Linked DNA regions of Homo sapiens: region 1 is linked to region 2. The links are chromatin loops, found by intact Hi-C in ENCODE. Cell type or tissue: Calu3. All regions are shown on one strand. Each heading gives the region's core, and the rest is flanking DNA. Links, peaks and the distances in the headings are about the cores only.

The links. A loop is a pair of places that touch in the nucleus more often than their neighbours do. Peaks named below come from ENCODE experiments on the same cell type or tissue, not always from the same donor. Only the 100,000 strongest peaks of a DNase experiment are listed, where the experiment ranks them.
Region 1: it touches region 2 in a loop (5-fold over the local background); 7 of 110 quality-filtered maps call a loop at or near these places.

The regions. Positions count from the first base shown.
Region 1 is chr15:53,712,271-53,720,683 of GRCh38, reverse strand. WDR72 (WD repeat domain 72) reads left to right here. Exons shown (of 20, transcript NM_182758.4): 4 at 3,999-4,077; 5 at 5,317-5,491; 6 at 6,174-6,250; 7 at 7,793-7,912. Among named protein-coding and RNA genes, the nearest start is that of WDR72, 43 kb to the left of the region's middle. In Calu3, for the core only: a CTCF peak has its summit at 3,643; no DNase peak of the experiment used is centred there.
Region 2 is chr15:52,762,660-52,771,072 of GRCh38, reverse strand. All of the region lies in intron 1 of ONECUT1 (one cut homeobox 1), which reads left to right. Among named protein-coding and RNA genes, the nearest start is that of ONECUT1, 23 kb to the left of the region's middle. In Calu3, for the core only: no CTCF peak of the experiment used is centred there; a DNase peak (open chromatin) is centred at 5,102.

The sequences.
Region 1 (8,413 bases), core at 43-8,042, 950 kb before region 2:
GAGAGCTGACTTCCCAACTGTAATGACAGCAGTGAAATCCCTTCAAAAAGTGGACAGAAAATATCTGTCAGCTTGGAATTGTATATCCAACAAAAACACTTTTGAAAAATTGGGGCAAAATAATAAACCTTCAGACAAACAAAAACTAAAGGTACTCACTATACCAACAGACTCACGATAAGTATAATAACACATTTCTAAATGATATTCTTTAGTAAGAAGAACAATGATTTCAGAAGGAAGATTTGAGATGGAAGAAGGAATTTTGGACAAAACCCAGCAAAGCTGCAGAAACTTTATAAGACATAATGATATTTATATACACCCATTCACACACACGCGATTCTGGTCAACAATAGCATATAATAATGTAGTAATAAGATCCCACACATTCTGGTGTTCTAGAGGTGGGTAAAGATGTTGATTGACTTTAGACCTTAAGCTATATTTATATGTTTACGTTTCAAGTATTGTTTAGTAGCTACAGAAACAATAGACAAAAGAAATAAAAAATAAAAGAAAGAGTATGTAACTTTTAATTAAAAAAATGTTTAATTCAAAGAAAACAATTTTTTTTAAAAAATGGGACAAATAGCACAAAATAAATTAGTAGAATAAATCTGAATAAAATAGTCATTCCAATTACATATTATCATATGTATACTAATCAAAATAAGGTTGGTATGACTATATTATTTTTATATATGTATAGTTAATAAAATTTTAAGGCAAAAAGCCTTGGCCCCAATAGAAAGGTTTATAACTTATTAATAAAGGTTTAGTTACTGGCAAGAGATGAGCCCAGAGAAGTAGGGCACCAGGACTTGGAAGCCGCTAGGTGAGTGCTTCTCAATCCTGAGCGTGCACCAGAATCACCTGCAGAGTTTGTTTAATTAGAGATTTCTGGGCCCCACTACCGAAAATACAGATGTAGTAGGTCTGGGCTAGGGTCTAGTAACTTGCGTTTCCAAAGCATTCCTAGACTATGCGGGTACTGCTGGCCCAGAGCCCATATTTGAAGTAGCAAGTACCCACATTTGGGAGCGTGAGAGAAAATGTTGGGTCAAGAGTTACGGGAAATTTATTAGTAACGATATCATTCATTGAGATAATGAACCAAAGAGAGAAGATGCTATGCTTCATATTGAACATGAAAGTGTGTGATCTCCTGAAAGTCACACAGGTGGAGATGTCTAAAAGCTAGTTGCCTATAGAAATATAGAGCTGAAGTAAACCGCTCTGGGCTTCCAATAGCATAATAACAGTACCTGAAGCCAGGGGAGTAGATAACTTACCCAGGAAGAGAGTGAAATATAAGGATGTAAGAAAGTATAAGACAAATATCTAGGGAAAACCAGCACTTAAGAAGCAGACAGAGGAAGAAGAGGAGGCTGAGAATGCCAAAGAAAAAATGAAAGTATAATAAAAGACAAGGGAAAAGAGTTTGAAAAATGTAATAGACTTCCAATGCAAGATGGCAAAGCAAGCATTCATGTTTATCTCCTCTCCTTCCAGACACTTCATTAAAGTTTGATCAAAACTATAGTGTTATAAGCACACAAATATGAAAAATAAGAATGAGGTCAAGAGAAAATAATATATTTCCAAAAGATAGAAAGTGTATGGAAGAATGGTGGCTGATGTATTTATCCATGGAACAAATTTTTATTGAGGTGCTGAGGTGGGGATGTAAAGTTGAGTAAGACCAAAAAATTCCCCTTTTCAAGGAATTTGTAGTGAGAATATAACAATTTTCTAATGTTATATGTCGTAGACACTTTCATCTGCTGTTTTCTTTTCATTGAAATAAAAATTTAAGAATTTTTAAGCTTTTAAAAATTCTTAAGATTTTTAAAATTTTTAAAAATCTTAAGGTTTTTAAAATTTTTAAAAATCTTAAGATTTTTAAAATTCTTAAAATTTATTAAGGTTTTAAAAATTCTTAAATTTAATTTTTTTATAACAGAATGTGATTTTAGCTATGTACAAACTTAGGCGACAGCTTCAGAAAATGAAAAGATTATGTTTTTTAATAGTTCAATTTCATGTCTTATTTTTACCTATGTAACTTATATGGTTCCAGGTAAGATGTCAGTGTTCCATTTCATACACCACAAATTTGCTTTCTTTTATTAAGCAAAATTGATAGGCAAAGAGCAAATTTTTGCTTTGTGATATATTTTCATTTTATTTTCAGATTTAATATAGAAAATAAAATGATAAGCAAACAAATAGGGAAAGCAATGGGATCCAAGATGGTTTAAATACATTAATATTTTTAAAGGAACTTTTACTGGTGTCCAGGTTCCAATCCTGGAAAATGTGAATTAATTGGCCTGATTTGATATCTGCATGGTCAGCCATCAGTATTTTTTAAAAGTTCTCAAATAAGTCTAATGTATAGCTAGAATTTAGAGCTACTGGTTTAGAAATGGGCTAGAAACAAGTCGACTGACCAGGTGCTTTTCAAAACCACACATGCCAGGATCCCAACACAGAGTCATGGAATTAGAATCTCTGGAGATAATATTTGGAATAGTATCAGGTGGTTGTTGATGCATAGCTAGAGTCAAAAACCTTGTTAATAAGCTCAAATCCCTTAAAGAGCTAAAATTTTATAATGTTGACTGCTTAAGGTTCAATTACTTTACCTTTGCAATATGTTTCTTTATTTTATAGATGCATTATTAGTTTGTTTCCCTTTGAGATATATTATTTCAATATCTACCTTCCTCCCAATCTTATTTTTTAGTACATACACACAGACACACACAGAGAGATTTTTTCCTCCTATTTTATAGAATTATATGTCTTTTCAGGTTACCTGAAATCTTTTTGGAATGAGGCTGGATATAAACAGAGGGAAAATGCTATGAATATTTTGTGTGTATTTCTAGAATATTATTTCTCAACCTCAGTACTAATGGCATTTAGGAACAGATAATTCTTTGTTGTGGGGTACTGTTCTATGCATTGTAGGATATTTGGCAGCATCCCTTGCCTCTCCCCACTAGATGCCACTAGTGTGTTCCTAGTTCCAACAACCAAAAATATCTCCAAATATTACCAAGTGTCCTTGGAATGTAGGGGGAATAAGGGGTAGCAAAATTGCCCCATTTTAAGAACTACTCATGTAGAAGATTGAGTTCCCATGGTTGGTTAGAAAAACAAAAAAGCCTGCAAATCACCAAATGCATACAGTTGTTGACATTATTAGTCTATATATTTTGTTTCTTAGTATAATGGCAGTATCTCCTTTAAGGCCTATAAAACTTTTCTTTTTCTTGCATGGAAAATTTTGCTTATGTGTTAAAACTCTCAAGACTGAAGAATATTACCAAACAATTCTGAAACAGCCATTCTGATTTTTGTGAAGTCATATAAACTACCCTATGCTGGGTGTACTTTGTATTTTAAAACTATGTCTTTGTAATACATAAACGAAGTAAGAGTTTTCAAAATAATAATATTTTTCTAAATATTAAGTGGCAAGGATGATTTTAGGATTTCAAATCAGGAGAAGCAGAGATAAACTGTTATCGATGATAGACCAAATGTAGCCTCTTGGTGGCACTGTTTGTTTTTACAAAAATGATACATTGGCCTCAGAAGATGCAGCGCTTGATGCATTGTGATTTTCAGAATATGTAGTTTAAGTTCAGTGAAATAAAGCATTTTCAAGAGGATACAGTTTCCACTGAAAGATTGTTGTACTGTCACTAACAGGCTGTGATAGCTGTATCCCCACAATTTGTTGTAGGCCAGGTTGTCTCTAAAGTAAGGTTTGCAGGCTGGCAGCAGGGTGTAATTACCCAAACAAAAAGATACAGATACAGTATGTCATCCCTGCTAATGACCACAACATTTTCTTGCCCAAAATCTGTAACAAAAAGCCACATAAATGATCAGGCTGCTAAAGAAAAACTTGGTGGCACAAAAATTATTCCAGCCAATTGAGTGGAAATGACAGAGAATAACACAAAGTTATCTTCTGCTAGGGAGATGTGTGTTTGGAATGTCACCAATGGACAGTGCATGGAGAAGGCTACACTTCCTTACAGGCACACTGCAATCTGTGTAAGTACACTCACTTCCTTCAGGGCATTTCTAGATTCTGCAACTTGTTTAGGGCATTTGCAAATACACTTCTAAAGAAACATCTTTGGAGAATATTCTTTGCTTGAATTTTTATTTTGTCATGAGGGTCAAATATCACCAGTAATTGTCTGCTGTTTTGGCATTTTGCTTTCCCAAAAAGTATTATTCAAGCAGATTTTCCCCCTGATTCTTTCATTTTTGTATCTTTCTAACAGATTTGAAAGACAATTTCCATATATTGCCTTAGTGCTACAAAACATACACATACTTGTACATGTGTAAAAATTCAGTTTTAATGATGTGCTGTCTTATAAAGCACACACAGTTTTTTTCTCCCTCATTTCCAATTTTAAACCCTATGTTTTGGTGGATAGGTTCTTAATTTCTCTGTATATAACTTTTATAATCACTTCCCAATCTTTAAAGCAAATCTTGGCTTTTAGTAGATGGTTTCCAAGCATATGTAGTGTGGTTGCATGATTCCAATGGTGCTGACCGTGTTTTAAAATATTTTACACTCTTAGTGTTGCTGATGTGCATTGTAACATTCATGAACTCTCTTCTATTTTTTTTGGAAATAAAACCCTGCACAGAGAGAGCTGGTTGAAAGTAGAATGCATTACTTGATCTTTAATAAAAGATTTCCAAAACTTATTTGGCATAATAATCCTCAAATGCCCTTCAAATACTTTATTTCTTTTTAACATACAGCATTGTTGCTATGGCAAGGAACCTGGGTTTTGTTGTTGCTATTAATTTTTTCTCTTTAAGAGACAGGGTCTTGCTCTGTCACCCAGGCTGAAGTACAGTGGTGCTAACGGCAACCTCAAATTCCTGGCCTCAAGTGGTCTTCCCACCATAGCCTCCTCCCAAAGCACTGGGATTATAGGCATGAACCACTGTGCCTGGTCCTGTTGTTGTTGTTTAGTTCCAAGTTGCACTCCAGAAATAATATAATTGTGAGCTTTCCATGATTTAGAATAAAATTACTTCTTCCAAGCGATCTCTCTTTCCCTAGAAAAATCATGAGATGCAAATGAGACTAAAGTGCCAATAGGAGTTTGGAATAACTGAACTAAGAGAAATTTTAGTTGCTATTCAGTTCAATACCTTAATTGATCATATGCTAAAACTAAAGTCTAGAGAAATCTTCAATGTAGCCAAATTATGTTAATTTTAGTGATAATTAAATGTTTGCTTTGCTTTCCATGTACGTAGTATTACCACTGCTCATTCCGGATGACAGGAGAAGGCTGGCTTCTTTGTTGTGGAGAATATCAAGATGTCCTTATAATTGATGCCAAAACTTTGGCTGTTGTTCACAGTTTTAGATCATCTCAGTTTCCTGACTGGATCAACTGCATGTGCATTGTTCACTCCATGAGAATTCAAGGTAATAGTTGGATATTATCTGACAGTAGAGAGATTGCATATAAAAATATCTACTTTTGAATTATTTGTCAAATTATTGGGCAGAAATTCAGAAAGAATGCTTCTTTATGCTTACCTGTTAATGAGGATATGTCTGTAATACACCTGATCAAGAAAAACTAAGAACACCCATGCCAGTGGTTCAAAACATTGGAAAGTCAGCAAAAGGTTAAGATGAGGGGGAAAGAGGAGAATTTGTGTTTTTATAACCAAGTTCTGCTTGTTACATTTTAAGAGTGACAAGCAGGTTTTGTTGTGGATTAGCAGGACTCCTGGAATTTTGCCCTGCTGTATCTTCTAGATGTAGTATTGATAATTCAGTTTCTGTAATGAGTGACTGCAAAGGGAAGTGGAAGTTGGCGCCTCACTTACTTCCGAAATAGGAAGGTTTCATTTTATGATGATTTGCAATGTGGTTCTGCTTCTAGTGGTGCTCTTCTTATACCTAGGAATCACTTTGAAATTTTAAAACAGATTTGGAGCACGATGTAAAATGTTTATTTTTTCTAGTTAAAAAGTAACTCCAAAGCTGAAAATTTTCTATCTACACAGCCCTGCGTAATTCTTAAATGACTGTGAAATGATTTTTACCTACCCAATTATATCCATGGTAAGCTTATATGTGACTTTTATTATTTTCACAGAAGATTCTCTCTTGGTGGTATCAGTAGCTGGTGAGCTCAAAGTATGGGATCTTTCCTCATCTATCAACAGCATTCAGGTTGGCTTGGGAACCCTACTCTTTTTTCCTTACAATTTCAAGCATATTCATTAAAATTTATAAATTTTAAGGCTATTACATGTTTATTGTCAAAAGTTCAAATAACATAGAAGTGTATAAATTCTACTTCCATATATTTCCCCCATCCATCTTCCCAGGGGTGAGCCTTGGTACACTTGGCTTGTATCCTTCCAACCTTTTCTCCATGTATATACAAATGTTTTCATTTACACACACACACACACACACACAGAAAGATTACATTTTTAATCTTTTAAAAAATAGAACATCTCTCTGTTCGTTACAGAGGAAATCCCCCTTTTTTCTGAGTATATGTGAACAGTGGCAAGCAAATGACCCTAAAAACTTGAGGGGCATGTCCCTGGGGAGTCCAGTATATTCATCTATTCACTGGCATCAGGCTACAAGTTGAGATGATGGACAAAAGAACAGCCATACTATGTGTGTTGATGACAAAATTATTTAGGCTTCCCCAAGGAGTTCTGGGGTCTTTTTAGGAATTTATTGGTTGAGGAAGCCTAGGAATTGTGATGGTATGCTGAGCTTAAGAAATACACATCCAGCATTTTCACAAACTTATTGAGAACGTACTATTCTATGTGCTGTGTGTTGGCACTTTGTTCATTTTTTTTCTGTTTAAGCAATCAAAATACTAGGCCATGCACAGTGGCTCACGCCTGTAATCCCAGCACTTTGGGAGGCTAAGGCGAGCGGATCACCAGAGGTCAGGAGTTCAAGACTAGCCTGTCCAACATGGTGAAACCTCGTCTCTACTAAAAATACAAAAAAAAAAATTTAGCAGGGAGTGGTGGAGTGCACCTGTAATCCTAGCTACTCAGGAGGCTGAGGCAGGAGAATCGTTTGAACCCGGGAGGCGGGGGTTGCAGTGAGCCGAGATCCTGCCACTGCACTCCATCCTTGGCGACACAGCAAGACTGTGTCTCAAGGAAAAAATAAAATAAAATAAAATAAAATAAAATAAAATAAAATAAAATAAAATACAACAAAATAAAATAAAATAAAATACTGTAGGTTTTTTTAGTCATCATTTTAGATTTTTTTGTTTGACCTTTCTGCCATATCTAACAGTCTGTAGCTTATTCTCATCTTGACATTCTCAGCATCCAGCCGTAGTTCCCCAAAGAATGTTTGTTGAATGGTTGCATGTAATGAGCCCTTGAATCTAAGTGGATTTCCTGATCACAGCTTTTTTTTTTTTTCAAGAAATACATCCTATATTTTTTAATTTTTTTTTTTTTAAACTTTCAGGAGTACATACGCAGGTTTGTTATACAGGTAAATTAAGTGTTGTGGGGGTTGGGTGTACAGATTATTTCATCACCCAGGTACACAGCTTCTATTGCCAAGTAACTTCTTAGTTCAAAACACTCAAAAGGTAACTCAGATACTTTTCGTTTTATAATGGTGTGATCTACTTGAGATGTACGGGAAGCAGGTCTTCTCATGGCTGTGTATGAATTACCTGGAACTAGTACTAAAAGATTTTCTTTCCTTTTGAAGGAAAAGCAAGATGTCTATGAAAAAGAATCCAAGTTTCTTGAGTCCTTGAACTGCCAGACAATTCGATTTTGCACATATACTGAGAGACTTCTATTGGTGGTATTTTCTAAATGTTGGAAGGTATTATAAAGTAACATAATAAATACCAGTGATGTACAAGTGTAATTTTTTTTGTTTTGTACAAAAATAAGAATATGATTTAAATATGATACAAATTCTCTGTAATAGTATTACCAGAACATGGAATGATGTGTCTTTTATGACTGACGTAACAGTTTTTTTTTTTGGCGGTGGGGTGGTTGACAGTCTCACTCTGTTTCCCAGGCTGGAGTGCAGCGGCACGATCTCAGCTCACTGCAACCTCCACCCCCCAGGTTCAAGCAGTTCTCCTGCCTCAGCCTCCTAGTAGCTGGGATTATAGGCGCATGCCACCATGCCCGGCTAAGTTTTGTATTTTTAGGAGAGACCGGGTTTCACCATGTTGGTCAGGCCGATCTCAAACTCCTGACCTCGTGATCTGCCCACCTCAGACTCCCAAAGTGCTGGGATTACAGGCGTGAGCCACTGGACACGGCCTGACATATCAGTTTTTAACTCTCTAATTAATAAAATTAGGATATA
Region 2 (8,413 bases), core at 216-8,215:
CCTAGAAGTGTTAATTACTAGATCAAAAGTAAATATATTTTAATATTGATATAAATGCAGATCATCTTTCAGAACAGTTGTTCCAATTGATGTTCCCATCAAAAGTGCCTATTGCTCCTTATTCTTGTCAACATTGAGGATTAGTAAGGTTTTAAATCTTTGCCAAGCTCAGACAAAAAATTAAAATAAATGTTCTCTCTCTCTCTCTCTCATAAACTGACACAGAGTTCATATCCTTTGCCCTGGATGTTCTTTTATTTCTGAGTGATTTGTATAAAGAAATTATTGTGTATTTTACAACTGCTTCTCAATTTTTGTCTTTGGATTTGATTTGTGGTATTTTTAAGCCATATTAAAGTTCATTTTTTTCCACGTTAAAAAATTAATTAAAAAACAAAATATCGGCTTGTGAATCTCACTCTCAGAGACAGTAGGTATAGGATGAGGTTCCAAAATGTGCATTGTGAACAAGCCGCCCCTTTGTGCTCCCAGGCGATGTTGATGTATTTGGGCCACACCTTTACTGGAGTTCACGCTCGGGACTCTCAGCCCTTGTTACTCAGAGTGCAGTCCCGGACCAGCAGCTAGACATCACCTGGGAGCTTGTTAGATGGTCAGAATCTCAGAGTCTACCCTGGCTTGCCGAATCAGAATCTTCGTCTTAACAAGATGTCCAGGTGATTTAAGTTTGAGAAGACTGATTTAGAGGAGTGGTTCTCAGCCTTGGCTAAGTATTAGAATCACCGAGGGAGCTTTCAAAAATCCCAGGCTTAGGCCTCTGCGAGACTGAATAAATCAGTATCTCTGGAGATGGATCCCAGGCACGAGTGCTTTTAAAGTTTCTCAGTGGTTCCCATTTGCAGAGAAGACTAAGAACTTCTGAGGGTCCTTCCAGTCTCTCCCACTGCAGAATGCAGGCCAGCCCTGAAGCCCAGGAGAGAGAAATGATACCCTAACCCATGGATCCAGGGCTCTATAATAGCCAGAGGTCCTACTCAAAAAGCCCAATGGCTTGGCAGTTGCCAGAAGAAAAAGAAACAAAATGGGATATCATTTCACCTTATTTATAAAGCATTCTTTGAGTCTTTCATCCCTTGAATTTGAATTTCTTCAAGACTCTTCTGCTGGAGTCATCTCATTAATTTATTGTTAAGGTTTCTACCACACAGACTCTCTGGATATTTGCTGACATTATCCATAAATCTGATCCTTATCTCCTCTCTAAGGCAAATATGGACCAGTCACCACCCAAACTTAGCAAGGACGGATGCAGACAGTACACCTCTGCCCTCTGGTACTCAGTGGCCCCTCCTGGGCACCTAACCTTGGTAAAGGGAGGTGATTACCTACTCCCAACTAATTTCAATGTTCCACCCCAAATTAGTTTCCCCTGTGCCTTCTGCTTCTCCAGCTCTGTTGCTCTAGTCTGCTCCTTACCTGTCCCTGAGCTCACTTCAGACCCAGTTATAGGAGTGGTGGCAATACCAAGGACTCAGCCAACCTTTACTGACTTCCCAGTCAGTGACATTTCAGCTATATCCCCATATATTCCCCATATATATCCCCATATGTTTCTGATATAACATTTCAGAAATCTCCCCATGGTGCCATTAAACTACTGCAAAAATCACTATCCAGTAAAGGGATTAAGGCTATCTCATGGAACTTCATTCTATGCACACATTTTCAAAACTTAAAAGACTTGTGTCTCTTGCATCTCTATTTTCTATGGAGCCACATCCAACTTGCTTTCCCAACAAGGGTGCTGAGTATGCCAAGGAAATAATCCATGTTCTAGTATTACAGACTGTGTGAGAGAGATGGGTAGGTAACTAACTAATTATACTGTGGGGAAGGTGCTCTGTGGGCACAAAAGACAACAACTCTCCCTGGATGGGAGAGGGGATGGAGAAGGCTTAGCAGAAAAGAAGATGCTTGAGGTTGACCTTCATTGCACAGGGATCTTTTTGTATGGAAAAGAGAAAAGGAAGGACATTCTGGATGTAGGAGACATCTTGAGCAAAGTAGTAGGGATGTGGAGGTTCATATCTAGGAATGACTTCTGAGCAGTGTGGCAGGAATGATTGGTATTGAGTGGGCAGTAGTAGTAGGAAGTGACATGGGAAATGTGGTTGAGGTCAGGGTGTCAAGGTCCTTGAATATCATGGTAGAGTAGCCGCCAAGGGCTTTCATCTTGGGCTTTTGGGAGACCCTTGTGAAACTAATTGTATCATGCATGTCATTGGAAGAATAGCATTTACAGTTTGATTCTACAGACAACTTTCCAAAAAAGCAAACAAGGAAAACTTCACTAATTTGAAATTAATTAGAGAAAATGTCTGATGACTTAGTGAAAACTCAAGATTGTAGGTTTTTTAAAGAAATTCTGTTTTATAACTCTCAATTACTATAAATACTATAAAGTAACATATACATCTATTAATTAGAAAAATGAGGTCGATAAGCTAAGACTTACAATTCACAATAGGCATATATGAGGTAAAAATAAGCATGTAATTCATCAGATGTGCTTTTTGTTTTGACTGTTTTGTGGAATCATCATAATAACTAGAGCATCTATATCACTCCAATTATTGGAGGCAAACTATTGAGAGTCTTTTTTAAGTGAGGGATACTGATGGAATAAAACTCCAACTGATCAGCCAATAACAGAAGTTTAGGAATTTAGAATTCTAAAAGAATTTAGAAAAATCCTTTTTTAGTTTTAATTTTTAATTATGGATACATAATAGTTGTATATATTTGTGGGGTACATGTGATATTTTGATACAAGCAGACAATGTGTAATGATAAAATCAGGGTAACTAGGGTATCCATCACTTCAAGCATTTATCATTTCTTCATGTTAGGAACATCCCAATTCTACTCTTTTAGCGATTTTGAAATATACAATAAATTATAATTAACTGTAGTCACCCTATAGTGCCACCTAACACTGGGTCTTATGCATTCTATCTAATTGTATTTTTGTACCCATTAAGCATCCCCTCTTTATCCCCCACTCCCCACTACCCTTCCCAGCCTCTGGTAACCATCATTCGACTCTCCATCTCCATGAGTTCAATTTTTTTAGATCCTACGCGTGAGTGAGAACATGCAATATTTACCTTTCTGTGCCTGGCTTATTTCACTGAACGTAATACCGTCCAGTTCCAACCGTGTTGCTGCAAATGACAAGATTTCATTCTTTTTATGGCTGAATAATATGTATATATGTATATCTACCACATTTTCTTTATCCGTTCACCTGTTGATGGACACTTAGATTGATGCCACATCTTGCCTATTGTGAATAGTGCTGCAATGAACATGGCAGTGCAGATATCTCTTCATATACTGATAGAAATCAAAATTCTTGAGCCAAACTTCCAGAAAAGAGACCTATTGCCCTTTGCTACTGACCAAACTAGCAGGCGCAAGGCCGCAGCTTCTCTCTTCCCACCAGTTCCTTTGAAGCTGCAGTACAGGGGGAGAGCTTCATGGAGGGAAGGGTCAGGTTGATGGGTGTCTCTTCCTGTGAGTATAAAAACTGATGAGGCTGTGCTCAGGAAAGTGTGTGCACATGCGCGTGAATGACCAGCGAGAGGACGATGCCAGTATCATTGGGTACGAAATGCATTCTTTCAACGAGAATTCTCAGCTACCATTCTAGTTCAGGTTTAGCCTCTATCACAGGGAAAACAGAACAAGGGAGAGAAGACAAACCTTGTGGAGAGAAGAACTGAGATAGTCTAGAATCACACCAAAATAGCTGTTTGTGGGGTCAAAGAAAGCGAAAGCTGGTATGGTTCTCTGTTTCCCCATAGTCTGTGCCTGCAGAGGAGCGGGAGGTGTACCTCCCGATGTCCTCCAGTGCTGTCATGGGGCCCTGTGCTGGCTCAAATCCCAGCTGTACCATTTTGCTGTTGGGGTGACTTGGGCCAGTCTCTTAACCTCACCGAGATTCAGGCTGCTCATTCGTCAACTAGAGAGAGAATAACAGTGTCTCCCTCACGCCCTTATTGTGAGGCCTGGTAAGGTGACTCATGAATGGGGCTTAGCTCAGGAGATGCTGTCCACCCCTCCCAGGCCCAGGCAACCTTGTCCAGGGTTCCCATCTCTCCTGGGATGCAGCTGTGGAGCTTCACCTGGAGAAGACAGGTCCATCACCATGTTTTATTCACTGACTCAGGAAGGACTCCAGGCAGCAGACTATGGGATGGCAGGATTCTGTCCTGGACAGCTCTGCTAGAGAAGCAGACCGGGGGCAGGGAGAGGCTCCAATGACTTTCCCGACCTGGCTTTGCCAAGGCCCTCTGCTCCCGCTCTTTCCTTTTCCATTGGGTGAGCTGCTTCCTTCAGCTTCTTCTCAAAGCTGATACACACAAGGAGACAACTATCCCATGCTCCCCTGCATCCTTCCTGACATGGGACTACTCCAGTCCCTTTCCCAGGCCAGCATGGGTGTGCTGTCTGCTATGCTGCCAGAACTCCCTTTGTCTCAACTTCCATCCAGCCCACTTTCCTGGAAGGCCAAACTGCAGTCCTTTCAGCCACATCAAGACGGATCTGGCTGACAACTGGCCTGCTGCTTGGCTGACCAACTGCTGCTGTTCTGTTCACCTTGGGTGCAAGTTCTCTGAGCTCCACTTCACCCGTTCCCTCAGCTCTTGCCCCCATTTCACCATCCTGGGGAAAGTTTCCATGATGTTTCACTGGTGCTGCCCTCTGCTTCCAGGGTCCAGTGAAGCTGGAGGCCCAAGTCCCCTACTAACCAGCCCGCAGGCAAGCTGCCTAACCTCTCTGACAGGGTTTCACCTACAAAAAAAAAAAAAAAGGAAGAATACCTATTTCTACCTCACCTGAGTTTTGTGGGGATCACATGATAAGGTTTTATGGAGGTGTTTTAAGCACTATAAAGCAAGACACAAGGGTGAGTTACGGTGATTATTCCCCACTGGGAATGTCTGCTCTCTGCATGTTCTTATTAGGCTTTCCATGTGTGTGACCAAAAGAGTTTCCATAGTTGCTCTGGCTACTCACAGAGACACAGCAAACACAGCTCATGTCCAGTAGGTTGTTTGGGCTCCACCTCCCTCTGCTGGCCATCAGTTTCCAGACAATCTGTGCAGGACTTTGCTTCCCATGCAAAGGATTTCCTTGGCCGTATCAATTAGAGCTCACTCGTGTTGCTTTTCAAATGGCACACTGGGCTGTGCCCTCTGAATTTGCCACTTAAGAGCTCCTTTATCACCCAAACAACTGGGGACACAGCTTATAAAAATATACACTGCACAGTAAGATCACTCAAGGCAAGGCAGATAACATTCTGACCTAGGACTCCTGGAGTCTGAGCTCTAATCCTGATGGTCTCGGTCAATCCAAAGGCTCTTTAATCTCCACAGTGTAGGTACTGGCCTGGAATACAGGCTCAGGAACAGTCCTGCCATGTTTGCTTGCATAGTTTCCCCTTCATTTGTCTCTCCCTACCCCCACTGCGTTTTACTGAAATCTGTTTATTTGTGTGCTCGCTCATCCACATATATTGTCTCTAAGAGTTTACTTTGAAAAACAGCTTCAGCTGACAAGAGAGGGTCTTCAGGGCTCAATGCACATGAACAGCTGACTACCTCTTGTCCTTTGCCACAGACCAGAAAAGGGTCTCTCTCAGTGGCAGGTAGGGGTGAGAGCAGAGGGCTCACCCTGTGTGCATGGCTGGCTGCCGCTGCTCTTACAACTTGATAGAGATGTAATTCACATACCATAGAATTCAACCCATTTAAAGTCATCCAGTTAGTCACAGAGCTTTGCAACCACAGTCAATTTTAGAACATTTTCATCATCTCCCCAAAAAAGAAGAACCATACCTATTAGTCACTCCCATTTCCCACCACTACCCCTTCAGCCATAAGTAACCACCAGTGTGCTTTCTATCCCTGTGGATTTTCATATTCTGGCCCACATGCTTTTTGATATTGTTGTTCCCTACCCCTGAAGCCCCAAGCTCTCCTGAGCAGGGTTTGCAGGGATGCCATGGCCAAGCCCATCAGGAATCTGGGTAGCAGCCCTGGGCTGGCTCTTGAGAACTTCAGGATGTGTCTTGCCTTACCAGTGCACCCCCATCTGACCCAGAGGCATTGGAGCAGCAAAGGGGCTGAGGGCCGCCTGGACGTTTCTCTTCTAAATCCAGGCAAGACACCCCTTGCGTGACTCGGACGTCACAGACTTACCTGTGTGAGAACACTTGGCCCTGCATGCTACTGAGGGGTTGCAGTTTTCAGCATCTACATCAGCCTTTAGGGTGAAGATGCTGCATCTCCAGCAGGCCCTTATGACAATGCCAAGCTGTCCTTAGATGTCAAGGCAGTTTCATGGTGTCCTGGACATCTCAGCCTTTCCCCTTTACTGCTCTCTAGTCCACTTTCTCTGCGATGATGTTAGGACAACATATTCTAGGGCAGCTATTTCGAGGGAGAAAATACTTGTCTAGAGTCTAAGGACTCACAGAGAGCAAGCCACATATGAGTGGATAAGCTGCCAGCACACAGCTCAAGCCCAGCTCTGTGGCCACTGATAGATGTGTGATCTTGACCAAGTCCTTCACCTTCTTTGAGCTTAGTGTCCCCAGCTGCAAAATGGAATACGATGGCTTCTCTCACCTCACAAAATGGTACTAAGAATTAGTAAGACAATATATTTGCTCTGGTTTGAATGTGTCCCCCAAATTTCATGTGTTGGAAACATAATCCCCAAATTCATAATATTGATGGTATTTGCAGGTGCATATCCACGGAGCTGGGCCAGAGCTTGTGTCTTCAAGAGTCCAGGCTCATTTAAGAAGCTGTATCATAAGTTCATTTGGCTTTATTAATGCCTCCCAGGCCAATATATGTATGCCCACATATTCCCAGACAAATTCTTGGCAGACTTTTGCATAATCCAATCAGCACTTTATATGTTCTAAAGTCCTTTGTATCATTAAGTCAGGAAAATGGATATAAGTTAGTATACAAATGCTTGAGTGACAACTGATCCTAAGATGTTACTATATACTATGTTTTAGAAAGTGTGTTCTAAGACAGGGCTTCTTAAACTCTAGGTAGTGAAGGACTAGCTTGTTGGTTTGTTTCTAACTTCCATCTGTCCTGAATGAATAATTTTGATAATACAATAAAAAATATATTACTAGAGAAATAATCACACATTTGAATGTTGCAGCAATGTCAAACTGCCATAAACATTTCTAATTGCTTATTCTCAATATTTTTTACTGACCTCGTTGCAGGTCAGTAGTGGTTCACAGACCAGCACAGGTCTGCCAACCACACTCTGAGAAACTGTTCTAAGGATCACCATTCCTAAGAGAAATTCCCTGAATAAAGAGTTCTTTGATCAAATAAGTTTGGGAGAGCCTGTAAGCTAGAAAGTGTTGATGCTCAGTAACATATTAAAGCTCTGAAAAGTCCTGCATTAAAGAAATTTGGTTAATCATTAATTAATTCAGCATTTCCCAAACCAACTTGACCTCACAACTCATTGTTCACAAAATACCTTTCAACCTCCTGCAAAGTTACATTTCTTGAAACCCACTTGGCTCTGCCTTGCCCACTATAGGCAAAGCAGTCCCCAGGCATGCCTGAACTAGAAGTCTCTGTCCTTTGCCCACACCCTCATGCTCTGTTTTTTTTTTCTTCATAATCTTTTATTCCCGTGGCACACAAAGTCATGCTCTGACTTTTACCATCTTTCATGCCTACTTCTACCTCCTCCATGGTACTCACTTTGGGTGACCTCACCCATAAACATCAAAGTCATTTGTCTGATATACTTTGCCAGTGAATCCTATAGAGCTGTCTGCTTGCCCACCCTCATGGAGGTGACTCCTAACAGATCTTCATCATTAGTACTACCTTTCACCAACAATGGCCATCTCCTTCCACTTAATCCAGTTAACTGACAAGTATTTCTCTATTTTTAATGGAAACTGTACCCCTACATAAAAATATTACATTCACATAAAACATGTGTGTTGCTCTTCCCTAAGCAGCACTACTTCTTGTCATACTCCTTTTTCATTCTCTCTCTCTCTCTCTCTGTCTATCTTGCACATTCCTGTCGACTCTCATAACCTCCAATTGGGGGTTTCCTACCTTACAATGGGTAATCTCTACTCTGAAATCAATTCCGTGGAAATTTCAGCTCTCACAGCTATAGTCTGGTGAAAGCTTCTAGAAGTATGACTTGTTTCTGTGGGTTGCTCCACTTAGCCTCCCCTGGTCATCGGTGACTCTCAGTAAGCTTTAGTCTACTCTCCATTTTACTGATATCTCTGCTTTCTTTTTCAGCACCTCCAGCTTTGGCAGCATTTCCTCCAGATCTAATCACATCTACTTATTCGCAGACATACCCCTGC